2 separate regions of the Mus musculus genome follow, and region 2 is linked to region 1. A link is a loop called in an ENCODE intact Hi-C map of the cell type or tissue named here. Cell type or tissue: gastrocnemius. All regions are shown on one strand. Each heading gives the region's core, and the rest is flanking DNA. Links, peaks and the distances in the headings are about the cores only. Region 1 has its middle 7.6 kb from the start of Fcsk. Region 2 overlaps St3gal2 (ST3 beta-galactoside alpha-2,3-sialyltransferase 2).

Region 1 (2,909 bases), core at 313-2,812:
GTGGTGGAGCACACCTTTAATCCCAGCACTTGGAAGGCAGAAGCAGGTGGATTTCTGAGTTCAAGGCTCAACTACGCAATATAAAGTGGGCCAATACACGTGTGTTCTTGGCAAATAATTCTTCATCACGTGTCCTTTCACATGCTTGTTTTAGCAGAACATCCTCTCTCATGTGTCTGTTTTAGTGAAATGTTCCTTCACGAGTCTGCCTTGGTCCTTCACCTGTGTCCAGTTCAGCTAAATGTGCCTTTACTGTTTGTCCCAGCAAAATGCCATCCAAACGACTTTCCAAAGAACTCTTAAGTCTCAACTTCACACGAACTTTACACTGGTAGGCCCTATCCTGATTTGATCATTATATAATATATACATGTGTCAAATCATTTTACTAACCCTAATAAATATGTACGAATATGTGTTGGTTTAAAACTACTTGCTGAGGGGCTGGCGAGATGGCTCAGCGGGTAAGAGCACTGACTACTCTTCCAGAGGTCCTGAGTTCAAATCCCAGGAACCACGTGGTAATGAGATTTGACGCCCTCTTCTGGTGTGTCTGAAGACAGCTACAGTGTACTTATGTATAATAATAAATAAATCTTTAGAGGGGGGGAACCTATTTGCTGAGATGTTGGGGACCAATTTCCCTGAAAACATGAGGACCAGGGTTTGGATCAGAACCCATATAAAGGCTGATCAGACCCCAGAGACAAGGATTCCAGGGGCTGGGCTTTCTGGATATCTAGATTAGCCAGTATAAGCCAGCACTGGCTCAGAGAGACCCTGCCTCAATAAATGAAGTGGAGAACTATTGAAGAAGATACCTGATGTCCACTCAGGCCTCAACATGAATAAGTACAGGTGCACTTGCACGTTTGCATGTGCACACACACACACACACACACACACACACCCCTTTACTGGTTAATTATACAAAAACTAGTCATCCGGAAGGAGGAGAACCTCCAACTGAGAAACTGCCTCCATCAGATTGGTCTGTGACCCTTTGTGGGGCATTTTGGTTGGTCATTACTATAGGAGGGTCTAGCTCACTGTAGGGTAGTCTCACCCCTGGGCAGGTGGTCTCTTGGTTGTAAGAACTCTGGCTAAATCTGGGCATGGTAGTGCATGATGTTAATCCCAGGACTTGGGAGGCAGAGGCAGGCAGTTTTCTGAGTTCAAGGCCAGCCTGGTCTACCGAGCGAGTTTCATTGCTTTTGATCAAGGGGTTCTATCACAGCAACAGAAAAATAAACTAGGGTAATTCCCTCTTTAAAAAAAAACAAAAACAAAAACAAAAACAAAAACAAAAGCCTGTCTGAGGACTGGAGAGATGGCTCAGTGGGTAAGAGCACTGACTGCTCTTCCAAAGGTCTTGAGTTCAAATCCTAGCAACCACATGGTGGCTCACAACCACCTGGAATGAGATCTGATGCCCTCTTTTGGAGTGAGGTCTGATGCCCTCTTCTGGGGTGTCTGAAGACAGCTACAGTGTACTTACATATAATAAATAAATAAAGCTTTAAAAAAAAAACTGTCTGAAAGCTGGGTTCTGGCCCAGCTTCAGGGTGTCATATACTTGAGGTTGGCCTTCTTTTCTGTTTGTTTGTTTTTTTGGGATTTTTTTGGTTTTTTGAGGCAGGGTTTCTCTGTGTAGCCCTAACTGTCCTGGAACTCACTCTGTAGACCAGGCTGGCCTCGAACTCAGAAATCCGCCTGCCTCTGCCTCCCAAGTGCTGGGATTAAAGCCGTGTACCACCACGCCCGGCTATGGCCTTCAAGTCTTGAACCACTGGTCGTCCTTCCTTTACCCTCCAAATTCTGGGATTAGAGATACACACTGCCATGCCCAGTTTAAGACAGGATCCTGCTATGCTCCCTGATTGCCCAAATACTTCGTAAGCTAGGCTGGTCCTGGGTAAGTCACCAGCTTCAGGATTTCTGGTTTGAGCCATCAAGCCTAGCTTTGATTCTTTTTCTTATCCTTTCAATTATGTCACTAGAGACTGGTCCTTGTATAGATTCAGATAAGTCAACTACTCTATCCACCTCTTCTTTCCTTCTGTGCATGCGTGCAGTGAACGTGTGCACATGTGCAGCCAGGTATACATGCAGAGGTAAGAAGTCGATAGCCAGTATCTTCCTCAATCTCATTCCTCATTTTATTTATTTGTTATTGTGATGGTTCTGTTTTTGGTTTTGGTTTTGGTTTTGGTTTTTTTGAGACAGAGTCTCACAATGCATCCCAGGCTGGTTTGGAACTCACTTTGTAGACCAAACAAGCCTTGAACTTGTGATGATTTTTCTGCCCTCTGCCTCTCTATTGCTGGCATTACAGGCTTCTGTTTTTTTGTTTTGTTTTTGTTTTTGTTTTTGTTTCCCAAATAGGGTTTCCTGTTAAACTTAGAAGCAACTCATTGATTTAGTTAGCCCGGCTGGCCAATGAGTTCCAAGGAGCTCCTGTCTCTGCTCTCTCCCAGCACTGGGACTACAGATATATGTAACTATGACCAGCTTTTCTGTGGATGCACGAGATCCCAGTTAGGTCCTCCTACCTGACTGGCAAGTACTTTACCAACTGAGCCATCTCCCCAGCCCTCAACCCTTTTTGAGACAAGATCTCACTGGGCAGTGGCAGCACATGCCTTTAATCCAGCACTCGGGAGGCAGAGACAGGCAAATCTCTTGAGTTCGAGGCCAGCCTGATCTACAGAATTGAGTACCAGGACAGCCAAGGCTACACAGAGAAACCCTGTCTTTTTTTTGTTTGTTTGTTTTTGTTTTTCGAGACAGGGTTCCTCTGTATAGCCCTGGCTGTTCTGGAACTCACTTTGTAGACCAGGCTGGCCTTGAACTCAGAAATCCGCCTGCCTCTGCCTCCCGAGTGGAGAAACCCTGTCTTAAACAAACAA
Region 2 (2,859 bases), core at 1-2,500, 48 kb before region 1:
CAGTTCCAGGGGATCCAAAGTCCTTCTCTGTCCTCTGAGGGCACAGAAATACATGCAACAAAGAATATCCGTTCACATACTAAAATAAAAACGAAAATACTACCTTCACAGATCCAGGCTCCCGGAGTCTGGTAAGAGGCTGGAGGATGGCAGGCCAGGAGGTTGGGGAGAAATGGTCCTCGCTACACAAGCCTGGCAACCTAAGTTCAGTCCCTGGATCCCAGGTAAAGGAAGAAACTACCAACTCCACAAAGTTGTCTTATAATCTCCACATGTGCGCTGTGGCATCCGCACAGCCCCTGCTACATCATACATGTACACACACACACACACACACACACCAAATAATAATAAAAATTTTGGGGCTGGCAAGATGGCTCAGCAAGTAAGAGCACTGACTGCTCTTCCGAAGGTCCTGAGTGCAAATCTCTGAAACCACATGGTGGCTCACAACCACCTGTAATGAGACCCGACGCCCTCTTCTGGTGCATCTGCTGAAGACAGCTACAGTGTACTTATTTATAATAATAAATAAATCTTTGGACCGGAGCGAGTGGGGTTGAATGGAGCCAGTAGAGGTCCTAAATTCAATTCCCAACAACCACATGAAGGCTCACAACCATCTGTACAGCTACAGTGTACTCCTATACATAAAATAAATAAGCAAATCTTTAACATCATTAAAAAAAAAAGAATTTTGGAAAAATAAGATGCTGCTGGGAGAGAAGTATAAGTCACTTGCCAGCTGGGCAGCCTTTGCTGCAGCTGTGGAATGGCTTCTTGCCACTTACTCGGCAGGCCTCTATCTATATGGCATGGCCTCCAGGTCCCCACTCTGACCACTCTGACCATTTGTGCTGCCTCCCTGAGCCCAGAGCATTTTGGGGGCGGGGTGTCTACACAGGACTCCTACAAGCCCCACAAATAGTAGTTCTCTCTCCTCCCAGGTCAAAGCTCATCCTGCCTGGCAGCGGTCTGTGATCCAGGGATATGGCTCAGCTCAGGTGGGCTTCCTGCTTTGTCAGGGTGCTGGGAGTCATAAGACGGACAGCCTAAGTCCAAAAGGGGACTGATCACAGCGGCTCCAAAAATAAAGAGGACCAATTCTGAAAAGCAGGCAGTAAAAGGAAATCAGCAGGGGGTGGGGGTGGGGCACAGTCCTTACCATCCACCACCGCTGGACATCCGGGGGGAGGTTCATGTTATCTCTGGTCCAGACGGGTGAGATGTTGCCGTCAAAGTGGCTGTCAAACCATTCAGAGGTGCTGGCGTCACCCATGCAGCGACTGCAGGCACAATTTCTCCCCAAAAGCCCCTCCTTGCCGAGGCGCTGTAGTCCTGAATAGCCTGGTACCAGCTTCACCCGGTGTGTGCCGCCCAGAGCCCCCGAGTCCAGGTAGGGCAAGGTAGCCATGCTGTGGTGCGAGTAGGTGAAGAGCAGGGACATAATGAACACCAGCAGGAATGCCATAGAGAGGAACCACACCCGAAGAGAGCACTTCATCGTGCTGGCCACGGGGTGGCTGTCACCGTGGCCAATCCTTTCCCGGCCCGCTGCGGGGCCAGCCACGGCGCAGCCTGCTTGTTTTGGCAGCACGTAGAAAGGGCATAGGGGCACGAAGCGTGACAGGGGACTCTTGCCACACCTTCCCTCAACAAAAGGGGAAAGCAGGAATAGCCCCCCCCTCCCACCGTCCCTGAGCCACCAGAGCCTCTCGCTCAGAACTTCCTCGGGTCTCTCTCAGTCACTAGCTGGGCCACAAAGATTCTGCGTCTTCTGCCACCCCGTCAAGGCAGAGGTCAGTCCATCTCAGCCCTCTAGTCCCTTGTGAGTGCTGGCTGCCAGCTCCGGGGTCCCCCCTCTTTGGTGGCTTGAAAAGGTCCAGTCTGGAGCAGTCTGGGTCCTTGTGGCTCATGAGCAGACGCTAAGGCAGCCCCTGCTCCCCTGCAGTGGGGAATCCCTGGAACCCTGATTACAGCAGAGGGTGCACGGGCTTCAGGGGGCCTGCATTCCATGCACGAGTCCTCTTCGCACTTGCAGGCCGTCCTGGTCCAACTCCTTAGCCAGGGGAAAAGAGCCTGACTCAAGGCCAGAAAGAAAACCAGTGATCTTCATGGGCGTCAGGGCTACAAAAACCCAAGACCTTCTGCGGAGCGTCTGGCCTGCTGCCTCCCATCAGAGGGGCTGGTCCCCTACTCTGTGCTGTGGGGTCGTCTGGAGCTGGGAACAGCTGCTGCTCAGCAAGGTGCCAGACTCTAAGCCATGTGGATCAGGAGAGCTTACGTGGTCCTCATTGGGACTCCAGACTCCTTCCTGGGACTGTTGGCCTTGGCAGGGCAACTGCCCTGCCCACCCCTGCTTCTAGGGTGAGGCTGTTCTGCCCTTGGCTCCTGTTGGCAGTGATCCCCTGGCAGGCTCTTCCTCACCTGTCAGGCACCGGGCGGCCACAGCCTGACCCTGAAATTCAGAGAGGAGAAAGAATATGCTGTTAGACAATAGAACCTGAACATAACATATGTACACATGCATTCTCTCTCTCTCTCTCTCTCTCTCTCTCTCTCTCTCTCTCTCTCTCACACACACACACACACACACACACACACACACAGCCCCCACCCATGGTCTGAGGACAGAGCCAGCAGTAAAAGAGATGCCCATCAACAAAAGCGTAGACAAAAGAAAAGGCTCTCTCCTCAAACAGTCCATGGATAGCATCATTTTGCCTAACTCCCAGCCTCAGAGGACTGCACCTTCATTAATTAGCCTGAGAATAAACAAGGAATAAGTTAATTTCCCCTGGGTCCGATGGCAAGGGCTAACACACTCCATTTAGGAAGCCTTGTCCAGCTATGTGTAGT

The links. Peaks named below come from ENCODE experiments on the same cell type or tissue, not always from the same donor. Only the 100,000 strongest peaks of a DNase experiment are listed, where the experiment ranks them.
Region 2: a loop joins it to region 1, with 1.9 times the contacts of the local background. A loop is called at or near these places in 12 of 42 quality-filtered maps.

What each region holds. Positions count from the first base shown.
Region 1 is chr8:110,908,590-110,911,498 of GRCm38, reverse strand. No RefSeq gene overlaps it. Among named protein-coding and RNA genes, the nearest start is that of Fcsk, 7.6 kb to the right of the region's middle. In gastrocnemius, for the core only: a CTCF peak has its summit at 1,474 (motif pointing left); no DNase peak of the experiment used is centred there.
Region 2 is chr8:110,956,357-110,959,215 of GRCm38, reverse strand. It overlaps St3gal2 (ST3 beta-galactoside alpha-2,3-sialyltransferase 2), which reads right to left. Exons shown (of 7, transcript NM_009179.3): 2 at 1,166-2,458. The coding sequence starts at 1,504. Among named protein-coding and RNA genes, the nearest start is that of Gm39251, 8.7 kb to the right of the region's middle. In gastrocnemius, for the core only: CTCF peaks have their summits at 289, 495 (motif pointing left) and 1,516; DNase peaks (open chromatin) are centred at 401, 896, 1,510 and 2,240; H3K27ac peaks cover 973 bases.